Linked DNA regions of Homo sapiens: region 1 is linked to region 2. Evidence: chromatin contacts called from ENCODE Hi-C or POLR2A ChIA-PET data. All regions are on one chromosome and are shown on one strand. Each heading gives the region's core, a stretch centred on a gene start or an enhancer-like site at or near the end of the contact. The rest is flanking DNA. Distances are from core to core; before and after follow the strand shown.

The links. A loop is a pair of places that touch in the nucleus more often than their neighbours do. ChIA-PET counts read pairs that join two places held with the same protein, here RNA polymerase II (POLR2A). Pooled maps may share reads with other maps.
Region 1: a map of gastrocnemius medialis shows a loop between it and region 2 (4-fold over the local background). The contact joins two enhancer-like sites. A Hi-C loop is called at or near these places in 17 of 168 maps with a recorded cell type or tissue (CD14-positive monocyte, CD4-positive, alpha-beta memory T cell, Right ventricle myocardium inferior and 12 more), 3 of 37 single-sample maps with no recorded cell type and 11 of 50 pooled maps. POLR2A ChIA-PET finds 5 or more read pairs at or near these places in 3 of 52 experiments (activated CD4-positive, alpha-beta T cell, activated T-cell and common myeloid progenitor, CD34-positive).

The regions. Positions count from the first base shown.
Region 1 is chr3:52,065,375-52,072,432 of GRCh38, forward strand. No RefSeq gene overlaps it. Among named protein-coding and RNA genes, the nearest start is that of LINC00696, 3.8 kb to the left of the region's middle. RefSeq lists enhancers at 2,563-3,156, 5,347-5,848. Within about 2 kb of position 5,454, at least 14 of the 41 ENCODE cell types and tissues checked have a DNase peak (open chromatin) inside an H3K27ac peak, as active enhancers do; they include CD14-positive monocyte, adrenal gland, gastrocnemius medialis and 1 more, where a contact is called at or near this core.
Region 2 is chr3:52,117,647-52,124,789 of GRCh38, forward strand. It overlaps POC1A (POC1 centriolar protein A), which reads right to left. Exons shown (of 11, transcript NM_015426.5): 9 at 4,733-4,831. Among named protein-coding and RNA genes, the nearest start is that of POC1A, 33 kb to the right of the region's middle. RefSeq lists an enhancer at 3,807-4,101. Within about 2 kb of position 5,630, at least 11 of the 41 ENCODE cell types and tissues checked have a DNase peak (open chromatin) inside an H3K27ac peak, as active enhancers do; they include CD14-positive monocyte, adrenal gland, gastrocnemius medialis and 1 more, where a contact is called at or near this core.

The sequences.
Region 1 (7,058 bases), core at 4,204-6,703, 52 kb before region 2:
TCCTTCCTATGAGGCATTGATGGTGACAGTGAGGGTGACCATGACGAAGCTGGGAAATGGCTTGGGAGCCGGCTGGCCTGGCCCAGGTGCAGGGTTGCTGGCTTGAGGCCTCATAGCCCAGCACCATTCCACGTGGTTCAGCTGGCCAGCTGCCTGCCGGGACCTGGATGCGGACTGTTCCCAGGTAGGCAACAGCAGGAAATAGTCTAAGGACTCCCCTTCCTGCCCTGGCCCCACCCAGCCTGACTCCGGCCACAGGCGCACATGCTTCAAGACTTGGATGACTCCCTTCCTGAAAAGATCAGGCCCTCGAGGAGGGAGGAGTTCAATGGCTCTCTCAGGGCTCCTAGTGGGCCCTCCAAGGTGGGGACAGGATGGACAAGGGCCTACTCTGCCTGGGCCCCTGCCCACCTCCCTGCCCCTCCCCGTGGCTTACGTAGTCTCCCAGCAGAGGACAGCACTGCCCTGACACCCATCTCCAACAGGACAACCCTCTAGCCTGAGCCCTAGGAGCAGCTGAGCCCAGGGCTGGTGGGCTGAAGAGTGTTGGGAGGCATTTGGCTGGAGCTGGAGACCTCCCCAGAGACCCTGAAGCATCAGCCAGCCCACAGCCCCAAGGCCCGGCCCAAGAACTCAGTCTGAGGGGTAGCTGGATTCCCCAGGCCATGGGCACTACCCAGACTTGGAGCTCCCAGGAACAACAAAAAGGCCCAAGGAGCTGGAGCCCATGGAGCTGGGGAAACACAGCTCTGCTGCCTGCAACACACTTGGGGGGCCTCTGCAGTGCCCCAGCCCCTGGGCCTTAATCTCTCCATCTATAAAGCAGGGCAGTACCTTCTGCCTCCCCTGACTCCCAGGGACTATGGGGCAGCCAGGGAAGTTCCACATTGGGCCCATCAGAGGGAAAGGAAAGGCCTCTTTGTCCTAAGTGGCTGGGTATGGGCCCTCGACTACCCCTATGCACTTTGGGCAGCAGGAGTGGCCTTGGCCTGACCCACCTGTGCCAGAGAAGGTCAAGTGCTGACCACCTGGCAGGCCCTTTGCCAGGCATAGCAGGACAGCCCTATGTGGCCCTCAGGTGACCAAGGTGTGAGTATGCCATGTGTGTTGGGACAGGGCAGGGATAAGATTGGGTTGGGGTGGAGATAGGGGAGCCTGACCAAGACACTTGGCTCCAATTTTGACCACCACTGGCCTCCCCTCTCCAAGCCTCAGTTTCTTCCTCTATAAGGAGTCCCCAGATCCCGGGCTGTGGAGAACCGCCTGAGCTCCACCTCCTATCAGGTCAGCGTTGGCATTAGATTCTCATAGCAGCGCGAACCCTATTGTGGACAGCGAATGAGAGGGATCTAGGTTGCATGCGCCATATGAGAATCTAATGCCTATGATCTGAGGTGGAACAGTTTCATCCCGAAACCATGCCTCCAGCCCAAGTCCATGGAAAAATTGTCTTCCACGAAACTGGTCCCCGGTGCCAAAAAGGTTGAGGACCGCTGGTCTATAAAATGGGGCTTCAGTCTACCAGGCAAGAGTGTTGCAAGGCAGCAGATGAGCTATGTAAAGAGCCTGGTCCTGCCTTCTGCTCAACCTCTTTGTGCCCAGAAAGTAGAGAGAGGACCTAGGGGTAGTCAAGGACTCCGTGTGGGAAGCCCCCTGGAGCAAAGGGATGAGAGGGGGCCTGTGAGCAGCTGTGCCAGGCAGTGTGGGCAGACGGGGCTCTAAGCAGAGAGGCTGGCCCCCATAGGGAAATGGGGACAAAGGAGCTCGTCCAAGCCTAGAGCCAGGGGCTGCCCATCCCAAGGCTGATGTCGCAGTAGGAGAGTAGTGTGGACACTCCCAACACCCTGGGCCTGCCCGTGCAGGTCCCATCTCCTGGGGAAGGCCCTGCCTGCCAGCCTCTGCACCCATGCCGGCCCACTCACCTGCTCTTCTCCCACGGGGAAGAAACATCAGCGTAGGGAGAAACTCTGGGTCACCAGGACCCAGCTGGCTCAAGTGAGGTCCCACCAGCCCCCGCTGGCTCCTGCTCACCCATCCTTTGCTGTCACCCCCATCAATTCCTACCCTTTGCTCAGACCCAGCAGGTAACAATTCCTGATGGGACACTCAGGGAGCTTTTCCTGTTGTGGGATTTTGACCCATCCTTACTGCCTCCTCACTGTTCTTTCTGTACCATTTTCTAAAGTGGGTTCTGTAGAATCCCAGGCCTGCCAGGTATGCTGCAATAAAAAGGACCATGTGGTCAAATGTCTGGAAACACCATGAACTCTATGGCCCAGTGGCTGCACTGCATGGGAGTGTATTAAAGGCTCTGACAATCCTTCAGGGAAGTGGTTGTCTTTACTTTGTTCATCCTGGCATTTCCCAAATCCTGGTGACAATAGCACCAGTTTGTTTTGCATAACCTCCGCTAACAGCCCATGGAACCGGGCCTTCACTGTGTCCTCCAGGGAGGATGTGGAACTCTGTTGCCTGGTGGCTGTTCTACGTACCATATTCTCTTCCCTGGACTTCCCTTCCCATTTTTCAGATGGAAAGCTGAGGGCCATCGAGTTCATCACTCAGAACCCCATACCCTTGGGCCTGCTCAAGTGGCCCTGGGATCTGCTTTTCACACACAGGTCCAGCTGCCCCGGTGGGATCAGAAACCACCCTGGCCCAGCTGCTGGGGCTAAGATGTCTCACCAGGCGCCGGGACGTGGCTGGAGAGGAGAGCAGTGAGATGAGCTGGCCGCCAGGCCATGCTTCCTCCACCGGCACCGGCTGGCTCCTTGTGCTTTCCAGCCTGTAACTGCACAGGGCCAGACAGGGGCCAGATGTGGGGAAGCCGCTGTGGCTCAGCATGGGGGCTGCGGACAGGGCCCCCTCCCCAAGCCTGGGCCAGAGTTGGGTTACGAGCCCTGAGGGTCTCCTAATGAGTTCCACATGCTAGTGGATGCCTCAGAGAGGAAATGGGAAGGGGCTGGGGAGGGGAGAGGGGGCCTGAGAGGGAATTGGAAACATGTGTTTGTGGAGGAGGAGGAAGAAAGGCAGGAGGAAGGGAGAGGGAGGAAGGGAGCAGGAGGTGGGAGGAGAAGACTTTATCCCCAGGCGTTCTGGTGCTCATCCCCAGCGAGGTTGGCTGCCAGGCACACAGGCCCCTGCAGGAGGCCCCCAGGCCAGTGGTCTGCTGCGGGAGTGGTGGGAGAGGCCCCTTAGAGGCCCACTCCTCTCCTTCAGACAGAAAAAGCCCAAATCCCTGGCTCTGCTTGGCTGGGGTTCGGAGCCACTAGCCGGGGCAGGATAGAACTAGGTGGGTGGGAGGGTCTGTGGGGGCATGAGAAAGCCACCCCACATCTCATCGGCCAGCCAACAGTGAGATGCACATTTGAATCCAGCCCAGCCACCTGCACCCTACGCGAGAGGCCATGGTGCCTCGAGGCCACCGATCCCTCCAGCCCTGACACCACCTCTGCCTCTCTGAGCCAGCAACCGGCAGAGAGGCGGCCCCACTCTCGCACCCTGTCCTATAGGGCTGGGCGAGGCACCTGGCTTGGCCTGGTGGTTGGAAGCCTCAGTAGGAAAAGGCTGTGCAGGAGTCACGCGGGCACGTGGGGTGGGGTATCCAGTGAGCAAGACCCATGGCAGTTACTGAGCAAAGTCCAAGGGCCTTACAGGGCACAATGGCTCCCACTCCCAGGAGCCCTGATTGAGCCCCAGGTTGGCCCAGCCGAGCAGCTGAGGCTGATCCTGGAGTGGGCCTTGTAGCCAGCTGGTAATCCGCTCCCATTCCCACCCATCTCCCTGGGCCACCGATTGCAGCCCAGCAGGGACAGTGCCAGCTCTTAGTGCTTTGTGTGTATTGTCTCAGCAAGTCTTCCCAGCAGTCTTATGGGGTCACTTTTGCTCTTACCCCATGTTATAGATGAGGAGGCCGAGGCACAGAGAGGTGAAGTCAGAGTATTCCCAGCAGCAGGAACAGCAGGTGCAAAGGCCCTGGGGCTGGAATGTGCCTGGTGTGTCCAAGGAACAGTGAGAAGGCAGGTGTGGCTAGAGAAGAATGAGGGGAGGGGGGCAAGAGACAGGGGGTAGAGGTGGGCAAAACCGAGCAGGCCTCATGTGTGGGGAGCACTCCTGTGGCCTGTACTTGGAGGAGGCTGGGAACTGCTTGCGAGGTTGTGCAGTGATGGCATGAGCTCTTTTACACGTGTTCTTACTTTTTACTCTTGCATCTCAGCAGACTGGCTACTGTGTTGAGAACAGATGGGGTGGGCTGGGGGCAGAAGTGGGAGACAAGGTAGGAAGTGAGCAGGCAACATCTCAGCAGGTCTTGGCTCCTTGAGGGTCTCGCTCCAGATGGCCTAAGAGGTGGGGAGGCCTGAAGGTGGGGCGGCTGGAGGTATGCTCACCTGACCTGTCCCAGCCTGAGGCTTCCATCCCCCACCAGAGGGGACCATGGAACTGAGACTCCCCTAAACCAGAGGCATTTATCCCCAACAGGAGATTTTGGGATACCTCTCAAAGGGCCACGGTGGGGCTTCACAGTGGCCCTATTCCTGGACACACTGTAATTACCTGGGGAGCTGGACCCAACCCCAAGAAGCAGAGGCAGTCCTGGGAGCACAGGTCAGCTTCACAGTTTCAGCCAAGGCGGCTCAGGGCAGCAGCCTAGATATGGGCCATTGCTGGCCTCTGCAACAGAAAGTACCTTCTGTTTCCAGTTAGCAGGCGCATGAGTGCTGCTGCCTGGAGGGCCAGGGAGGACTAATTACATTGCTTCTCTTGCTTCAAGTTTCAGAGGCTTCTGAGGAACAAATCCAGGCGCAAGTTGTCTTAGGAGGGAGGTTCTGGGACCTGAGCTGGGGTGGAGAGGGGGGATGTGATGGCCCTAGAGAGCATGGCTAGCACTCCCATTCCAACCTTGGGCACGAGGACATGTCTTTGGGGTGGCTGTGGCTGGGGTCAGAGTTTGAGGGGCCCAGTGTAGAGGTGGCGTGGGCACCATGGGAACTTCTGAGGGAGCTGGATGGTTCTAGAGAGAACTTCCAGGTCAAGGCAAGGACCCTGCCCAAGCCTAGCCAGGGAGGGCAGAGGTCTGGAAGAAGATACCAGGTGGGTAGGGCATCTGCAGGGCACATATGGCCTCAGACAGGCTGGAGACCAAGACGACATGGGCTGGATAAATGTGGGCCCAGGTGCTCAGGCCGCCCATGTCTCTGAAGTCAGTCCTGACTTCAAAGTTGAGTCCAGATGCCAAGCTGGGAAGCATGGAGACGGACAAGGGCTGGCGTCAGTATGTGTGGCTGAGTGACACTGCTCAGCATGGGCCTTGGCTTCTGCAGGCCAGGCCTCTGCCCACTGGGTACCCACAAAAGATGCCAAAGTCCCACTTTCAGGAACACACGCTGGTGCCTAAAAGAGAAGCCTAGGGCTGAGAAAAGGAAGCTGTAGCAAGATATCACTTCCTTTCCTGCCAATGTTCCTCGTACCAGCATTCCGATTTCTCATGGGTGGCAGGAGAGAGCCGGCAGGGGCAGAAGTGTCTGCCGCAAGCAGCACTCCAGGCGGACAGGGCTCTAGATGGCCTCACCTAAAGTGAAAACAACTACTGGCCTTGCTCTATAAATAGGTTCTTGGGAGAGTGTTTCCACACGGGTAGCTCCTGGCAGGAGGAGAGGTTGGCACGGGATGCGCTTCCTAATGACTTTCCTGCAGGCTCTATGGGCTGGCTTCAGCCTCGTCTTGAGCATGGCCGTGGGGGCCCCATGGGTCACGGAGGCAGGGTGAATCTTCTAGGGAGGCACTCCCCACAGTGGCCGAGCGAGAGAACCCAGGGTGCCAGGGCGGCCTGGCTGGGGCAGGCTGAGCCTACCAGGCAATGGGAAGAGGCCCTGTTCCAGGACGGCAATGCTCACAGGAAGTGGAGCCATGCCCCAGGGCACCAGGACCTCCTGGCCTGCCACCGCTGCCTTAGCACGTGTGGTTTCCTCAGCAGCCTGGGCGGGCAGAACAGGGGTGGTAAGGAGAGAACCCCCAAGGGTTCTCTAGGGAGATTCTGCTCCCCCTTAAATGACCACACACCAATTAAATTTGGAGCCATCAGGGGCCCATCTCAAGCAAATCATTTCGGAAATGAGGTTAATGACAGGGCACTGGGGTGACAGGACCAGTGTGACTCACCATGCCCTCGCTTATTCAGTGGGCTGGACTTCCAGGATTCGGGGCAATCACAAACACCCACCCTCAAGCCTGTGCTCTCCCCAGAGGTGGCCTTAGTGACAGCAGAAGAGATAGCCTTAGAGTGCTTGCCTTCTCGGGTGGGGAGGGGCCCAATCCCTTCTCACCACCGGGGACACCCATGGCAGGGGCCATGGGATCAGGAGATGAGAACTCTAGCTGCCTAACATTACAAAGCCAGAGGGACCCTGGGACCACGAGCCCCCCCACCATCCCCACTGGCACATGGGGCCAAGTTTCAGGGAAGGGGCCTGACTCGCCAGGCCAGTGGTGGGATAACACCAATGGTCACACACTAACCGCACTTAACTTGCACCAGCCACTGTAGTGAGTGCCCAATGACACAAGCACTATTGTATAGAGGCCCAAAAAGGTCACAGAACTAGTCGGAGAGAGCGAGGGTTTGGACCTGGGCCATGGGTTGGGGGCCTCCTGACCTCACCACTTTGCCCTTGCCCCACAGAGCACCCCCCCGCCCACCCACCACTGAGAAGTCATGATGCTGTGGCAATCAAATCACAGGACAGAAGGCCAAGGACTGTGCTGGGTGGCAGGATGGCAGAGTTCCCACAGCAGGCTGGCATGTGCTACCTGAGTCTCTGAAGTGGGTGACTAGGTGGCCACAAGCCTGTGGCAACCCCTCGACACAGCCTGTCAGGCGCTCCCAGGGTGTGGTGACTTGGGTGAGAGGCGGAAAGCCTTGCCACAGGCCGGGGCTGGACTTGATGGCTTCTACCTGCAAGCTGCCTGCCTTGGTCATCTCAGCCACCTCTCAGCTTCTCCAGCAGGAAGTGCAGGTTTATCCCAGGAACCCACAGAAACTGGACAATGGTAGGCAGCAG
Region 2 (7,143 bases), core at 4,380-6,879:
TAATGTGTGAACCGGACAGCAGCCAACCCTTAGAACTCAGAAAGTGGGTTTTTTTTTCCTCCCGTTTCACTGAATTACCTAGAACTCTGTGTTCTCCTCCCACCCCACCCAGCGCAACCTTTCTTCCCCATTGCATAATGGGCCCTCAGACATTTGGAAGGAGGGCAAAAATAAGTCAATCAAGCAAATGCATTTTTGCTATTTAAAAAGTGGTTAAAAAATGCTTCTGTGGTTGAGCAGAAGTCCGTCCTATAGTGGCAGGGGTTTGGGAGGTGTTAAATTCAAGATCAGCCAAGATACAGGGGTCTTTATGCCTCGGGGTCAGGCCCCAAAGAACAGACAGCAAGAGGGTGGACAAGAATAGAGGGGCCAGGGCTGTGGCAGGAACAGAGCTAAGCACTAGACCCTTGAAAACACGAGCACGGGCACCCAATGCAGACAATTCCCAGGGGCTCCCATCCCTTGCCCACCCTCAAGCCCCTCTGGGAGGTGCTCATTTGCCTGCAAGTGGCTCTTCCAACCTTCCCCCAGCCTTGTAGCATGTCACAAGGCTGAACATGGAGCTTCTGTCCACCCTCAGCCCAGAGCATGGCCTGGAATCCTTCATCTGCAACCTTCTAAGTAGAGAAGGTTCCCCAGCCACAAGCCCTGAAATCCCTCCTCATGCACAACTCAGCCAAGAATAGAGGGAAAATGGAACCCATTATTCTCATTCTGAATGGCTGGGAAATGGCTTTTGCTTTTCAACATGAAATGTGCCTAAAAATAAGCTGTGAATTTCAACCAGAGGTTGAAAATAGCTCTGCAGTGAACAGAGCTCTATTCAGAGTGGGCTCAAGGACAACCTTCATTCCAAGATCTGAGAGCTGAAGTACTGCAGTCAGAGAAAGGGTCATGGGCAGGGGGTTTTCCTGGGCAGAAGGACCATCATAGGCTCACAGGGCTGCCCTTGCCGTGGTCTGCTAGTGGGTAAGTAAAGTAAGGGGTCCATGCAGGGTCTGCCCCTCTGGCTTTCGACTGCTACGCTGGAATGGGGACATGGTGAGGAATTCAACACCTACACCTGCCCGATGGGCTTCCTAGATTCCCCAAATGCCCAGGAGTATTTCACAAGGCTTCAGGGCCTGAGGCCCAGGGTGCAGACAGAGCTGATGTAGGCAGAGGATCATTAGATTCATGAGTTCTTGGGGCATGGCTATGGTGCCCATGAGCTCTTTGAGAAGTCGAGCCACACTGGTCAGCCACCAAACCACTGACCAGATATTCTCCCAGAGCCAGGAAAACCTTTAGTCAGGAAAGGCAAAAACACTCTCCAATTTTTAAGTGAAGAAAACCAAGTAGTTGCTAAAGGCAAAAGGTTTTTTTTTTTTGGTTGTTTACCATCACCTCCAGAAGACTGCGACCAAATGAGATTCCTACAAAATGACTTCTGTTAGAAACCCAGGCTGAGACACCTGGGCCACTATTGCTGCTGCTGGTGGAAGCCCAAATCTGGCCCAGTTGAACAGAGTCCTCACACTCAAGGCTGCTGGAATAGTCCTCGTCCGCATGCCCAGGGCCTCTCCCACCTCATCCCCGTGCTCCTCCCACTGCTAAGACAGCCCCATCTCCAGACACATTCCCACACTCCTCCCACTGCTAGGTCAGCTTCTTTTCTGGGCTCCCCGCTGAGGCAAGACTTATTGCAGTGATTCTAAGCTGGGGACAATTCTGCCCACCAGAGGGACATTTGGCAGCATCAGAAGACTTTTTTTTTTTTTTTCCCAGAGACAGAGTCTCACTCTGTCATCCAAGCTGGAGTGCAGTGGTATGATCATAGTTCACGATAGCCTCCAACTCCTGGGCTCAAGTGATCTTTCCGCCTCAGCCTCCCAAGTGACTAGGACTACAGGGGAGTGCCACCATGCTCAACTAATTTTTAAATTTTTTTGTAGAGACGAGATCTTGCTGTGTTGACCAGGCTGGTCTTGAACTCCTAGGCACAAGCGATCCTCTAGTCTCAGCCTCTCAAAGTGCTGAGATTACAGGTGTGGGCCACCATGCCTGGCCTAGAAGACATTTTTGGTTGTCACAACTTGGGTTGGTGGGAGGGTGAAGATGCTACTGGCATCTAGTGAGTAAAGGCCAAGGATGCTGCTAAATATCCCACAATGCACAAAACAGCCCCCCACAGCAAAGAATGATCTGGCCCAAGATATCAATAGTGCTGAGGGTGAGAAACCCTGGGTTATTGGGAAGGCCAGTACATGGACAGTGCTGGAGGGACAGAGGCTCATCGGACTCACAAGCTCCTGAGACATGGCTGCAGTGCTCCTGGGCTCCCTATGGGGTTGAGTCACTCTGGCCAGCCATAGAACCAGTCCCCAGATACGGTCTCGGTGCCAGGGAAGCCCTTGGGCAAGAAGGGCGAGAGCACACTCATCAGCTTCCCTTCCTATCTCAGAAGAAAACCGAACTACTGAACAGTGTTATAAAAAGTAGCTCTCCTCAGTTTGGAAAGATGAAGATCTTCTGGAAATAGACGGTGATGGTTGCACAACACTGAGAATATATTTAATGCCACCAAATTGCACACTTAAAATGGTTAAAATGGTAAACTTTGTGTTATATATATATATGTATCACAATAAAACAAGGCAAAACAAACTAAAAACCTAGCTCTCCTCTTGGCCTGGGAGTCCTCAGATTAGAGAAGTCCTGAAGGTTGACACCACATGGCATGTGTGTGTCAGTGAAAGTGTGTCTGGAAGAGGACTTACATCCACTCAGGGTCTCAGAGGGGCTTATGACAAATAAGGAAAGAGGTCTGATCTGAACCAAGAATGATTTTAGGATTAACAAGTCACTTGGTGGGGGTCTCAAAGCTCTCATCAGAGCCTGCCTATGGGCGTATTCAGGTACTATGTGGAAATGTTGGTTTGGGAAGACCAGGTGTTTTGCCTGGGGCCACACATCCAGGGTTCAAACCCAGTTCTCTGACCCCAGGACCCACATCCTTTCCCCTATTTGAGGCCCACACAGTGAGGGCCAGTGGGCAGAGCTGTGACTACAACTCCAACGTGAGTCTGTAGATAGTATGGGAACAAGTGGTTGCTCTAAGCACTGCTGAGCTGTTCACCCACTCATGCCCCATCCTGCCATGCTGGGATCCCCCACCCACAGCTCTGGGAAGCAAAGGTGCTCCATACTCCATTGCTGAGCCAGGACCAAAGGAACAAGAAGCAATTCATCCAAGTTATTTTCCTAATAGCTACAAGAACATGGGATTCTCCCCCAGCTGGTAGATATTAACCACTCCCAAGCGGCAGATGTCAGGGCCCTCCCTTGAAATGGGGAAAAGCAGCCAGCAGTCCTCTGCCACCTGTAGTTTCTAGCTTTGCTCAGAGGCATCAGCCTGGTGGGCCCCCAGGTCCAGGCATCTGGGGAAGGTGACTAAGCCCCAGGTGTCTCATCTGTGAATTGAGCAGTATATTTACCCACTCATTCTGATGAGATAAGGAATAAACAGGGTAGCGAGCATAAAAGGCCTTGGCTATGGCTCACCAGAAGTGCCTAATAGAGAGGGATTCACAGGAAAGAGGGCAGGGACCTAGAGGTCTGCTGAGTCCCAGGGGGCCTCAACCCTGCAGTGTGAAATGCCTTTCTGGGTGGAAGATGAACTGGCAGCAAGCAGTGCATCATGCAGCCCAGTCATCCCCCAACAAACCCAAAAGCTGAAAACTGGCCACAGATTAGCAAGTACAGAGGACAGCCAAGAGACCAGCCAGGACAGCAACCCTTGTAAGAAAAACCATAAATCCCAACTGGGCCAATGCCTAGAGGCAGACCAGGACACAAAACGGGGGCATGTGTGTGTGTTGGGGTGGGGAGATGGAGGGTCTATCTGCTGCAGCCACAGAAGCCCCAGGATAGACTCAGGAGGCTTCCTAGTTCTATTCTGGGCCCCAGCCTTGACTCGCTGGAGGCCTTGGGCGAGCCGCTTCCTGTTGTTTGGGCCAGTATCCGTGTGGGGGAGGCCACACTCTCTGTATGGTCCAACGGAGAGACATCTAAAAAGCCTGTGGCCATAGGAGCTTAAAACCCTCAAGGTTCCACAACCTCGGCTTTAACATTTATTTCAGCCCAAGCTGAATATGACCTTATTTAATGAGACTGTATCAGTTATCAATTTTTTTCCCCAAATATTTATCAAAAATATTAACTATTTAAATTCAGGAACACTGAATATTCTTTTACGAACAGAGGTACTAAAAATGGTTTGTGGCTGAGGAACTTCCTCTCCATGGTTAGAAAAAAAAAGGGAGGGAAGTGAAAGCAACAGGGCTGGGCCTTTCCCACTTGTCCCAGCTGTGGCTTCAGGCCCTGAACCCTCTAGGAGCCCCACGTTTGGGTCCTGTGACCCAGGGTTCAGTATGGGACGGGTCCCTTGTCTCCTAAGGCCTCAATCAAACAGCACCATATGCCATGGCAACACGCTCCCACCAAATGGCACAGGCCTGGGGCACCCGGCAGCTTGCTGTAACAGCCTCTTTGTGTCTTATTCGTTCACTCTAGATGGAAAACAAAGCACCACAACTTCCAAAGTATTTGGTAAATGAGAAGATCTTGCTAGGGTCCCTTTCCCGAGACAGGCCTAAACCTCCTCCCTCACCGTCTCCAAGCCCAGAGCTGTTCACCATGACCTAGCCCACCAGAGTCACAGAGCTCAGGACATGCCTGCCAAGCCACTTACCAGATTCCCCATGGAGCTGGCCAGTGTGGCTGGGGGCCTCGGCACTTTCGTGACTTCTCCATGATCAACAATATCAAAGTTACTCTTCCAAACCATCACCTGCCAAAACCAACAGGCACACCAAGTCAGGAGAAGAAAATCCCCTTGCCAGTCCTTCACTGAGGAAATGGGCTCAGAGGCCATGCCCAAAGTTCTGAGCCATGGTGGGATAGTGGTCCCCACCTGACACCCCAACTCAATTCCGGGACCTACCCCACCTCCCTGGGGAGCAGGCTTTGTGGACAGGCCTCAAGAGGACCTGGATGTGACCAGGATGGACTACCACGGCGTGGCACCGCCAGGCCTTCGCACTTGCTGGTTCACCTCCCTAGGGTGTCACAGGCCCGAGCTTCATGGGGTTGGCTGCTTCGCAGGCTGAAGTGTCTGCTTCAACAGCACCACCTTCTCAGAGAGGCCTTCTGTGAATGTTTATCATAGCCCTCTATTTATTTCCTTCATAGCATCAGAGTAGGGAGTTATTTAATCCCCTTTTCATTGTTTATCATCTGCCTCTGAACTAAAATAGAAGTTCCTGCGGGCGGTGGCCTGGCCTGTTACACTGTGAGAAGTGGTTAACACATGGCCTCCAGGCCAGAACACTCCTTACTGAATGGCCTAAGGCAAGGGACTCAACCTTGTGCCTCAGTTCCTGCATCTGCGAGACTGGGATAAGCCTAGTTCCCATCTCATGGGGCTGCTGTGAGGCTCACAGGAGACAGCCTGGTGGACACGGGCACACAGGAAGTACTCAGCAACACACTCGTCATCCCAAGGCTAACTCAGCCATGAAAAACACATCCTATTCCAGGTGTCCTCCTATCAGCAGGACCATGTCCCTCGGTTCCTTGAACACAGCTGAGGGAGGCACCTGGCTGGGGAGCAAGAGCGCTCCCTGCTGGAGGCTGCTGGCCATGCATGACGGTGTGCTTCCAGGGCCACTTCCAGGATGGCTGGCTTGGGTGTCACAAGAGAACTGGGGAGTGTGTGGCCAGTGGTCACCTGAGGCCACAGAAAAACCACCGTATCCACACAAGATGAACACTCCATATGCCCTGGACACCATCCCTGTCTGTCAGGACGCAGCTGTGAGCCTCGTTCTTCAGGAGGCTCCTCACCACTGTCTGAGCAGCTCCACTGTTTCCTCTCCCAGATGGATGGCGTCTAGGGTCGTGCACATATCACCTTAGAAACAGAATGTTAGCACACACACACCCTTGTTTACAGGGTCTTCATGTCACTGCAAATCTAACTGCTGAATAAATTCCTAACAGTAGAGTGGCTATCATGAATGCAAATAGACAATGCCAATGTCACTCTGAAAAAGCTCAGAGTAGATATTAAACAGGAAGCCTGGGAGCTGATGGCAGCGCTGCTGGACCTACTTTCCACCAGGCTGCCTCTCCTACTATGTCATTTGATTCTACCATGACTCTATTTACTGTGTGAAGTTACCAGTTTCCCTGTCTTCTAAGCAATAAGCCAGGCTTCACGCTCAGGGAAGGCTCAGGAGTCACTTTTGCCTTCCTCCTCCCTCGTCTGCTAGAGCAGGACTGGTGCTGGTGTGGGAAGATGCCTGCTGTCTCTAACCCAGGCTGTGGTCAAAGAGCCTCCAACTACCCTCTGCCTTACTGGAAGAGACTCAACCAAAATTGGTAGATTTGGCTGAGACCAGGACTCGTATAGGCCAATAGGACTTTTCTAGGCTGAGCAGCCAGAACTAAGAGACTGGGCAGTAGTGGAATAAACATTCTCGGCCATCCATCAGGTCAACAGTGGCACAGAACAGCCACCCTTTCCTCCTTTCCTCATCAGGGGCTGTGGTTCTCTGGACAAGAGGACCATGCGGACACTGGAGAAAGACTGCTGATGGTTAGACTCTTCAGTGCTCCTGGCCTCCCCAGTGCCAGGGTCTGGACTAGGCCCCAGAAGCAGGGTGCCTGCCAGGAGACAGGTCATTGGTGGTTAGCAGTCAGGGCACAAGGCACCAGGGCTGACAGGCTGAAGCCTCAGAGCAGAGGGTGACAAGGTGGGATAGGACCTCTTCACAATGTCCTCTCTCTGCAGCCAAAAATACTGAAAATGCTGACCCCTCAAACAGTGTCCAAGGGGGCTGGGAGCAAAGAGCAGCAGATGACAGAGCAGAGGCTCCCAGGGCAGGAGAATGACTCTGAAGTGAGACAGGCCCCAGTACCTGCCCCAGCTCTAGCATCTGCTGGGACTTAGTTTCCTCATCTACCGCACGGGGAGATCAGAGGGCCTCATCTCCCACATGGAGATGTCACGAGAATTAAATGAGGTATGAAGCTCTTGTCACATTGGCCATATTCCCAGGCCTAAAGTAAGATCATATTAATAATAATCATTATCTATTT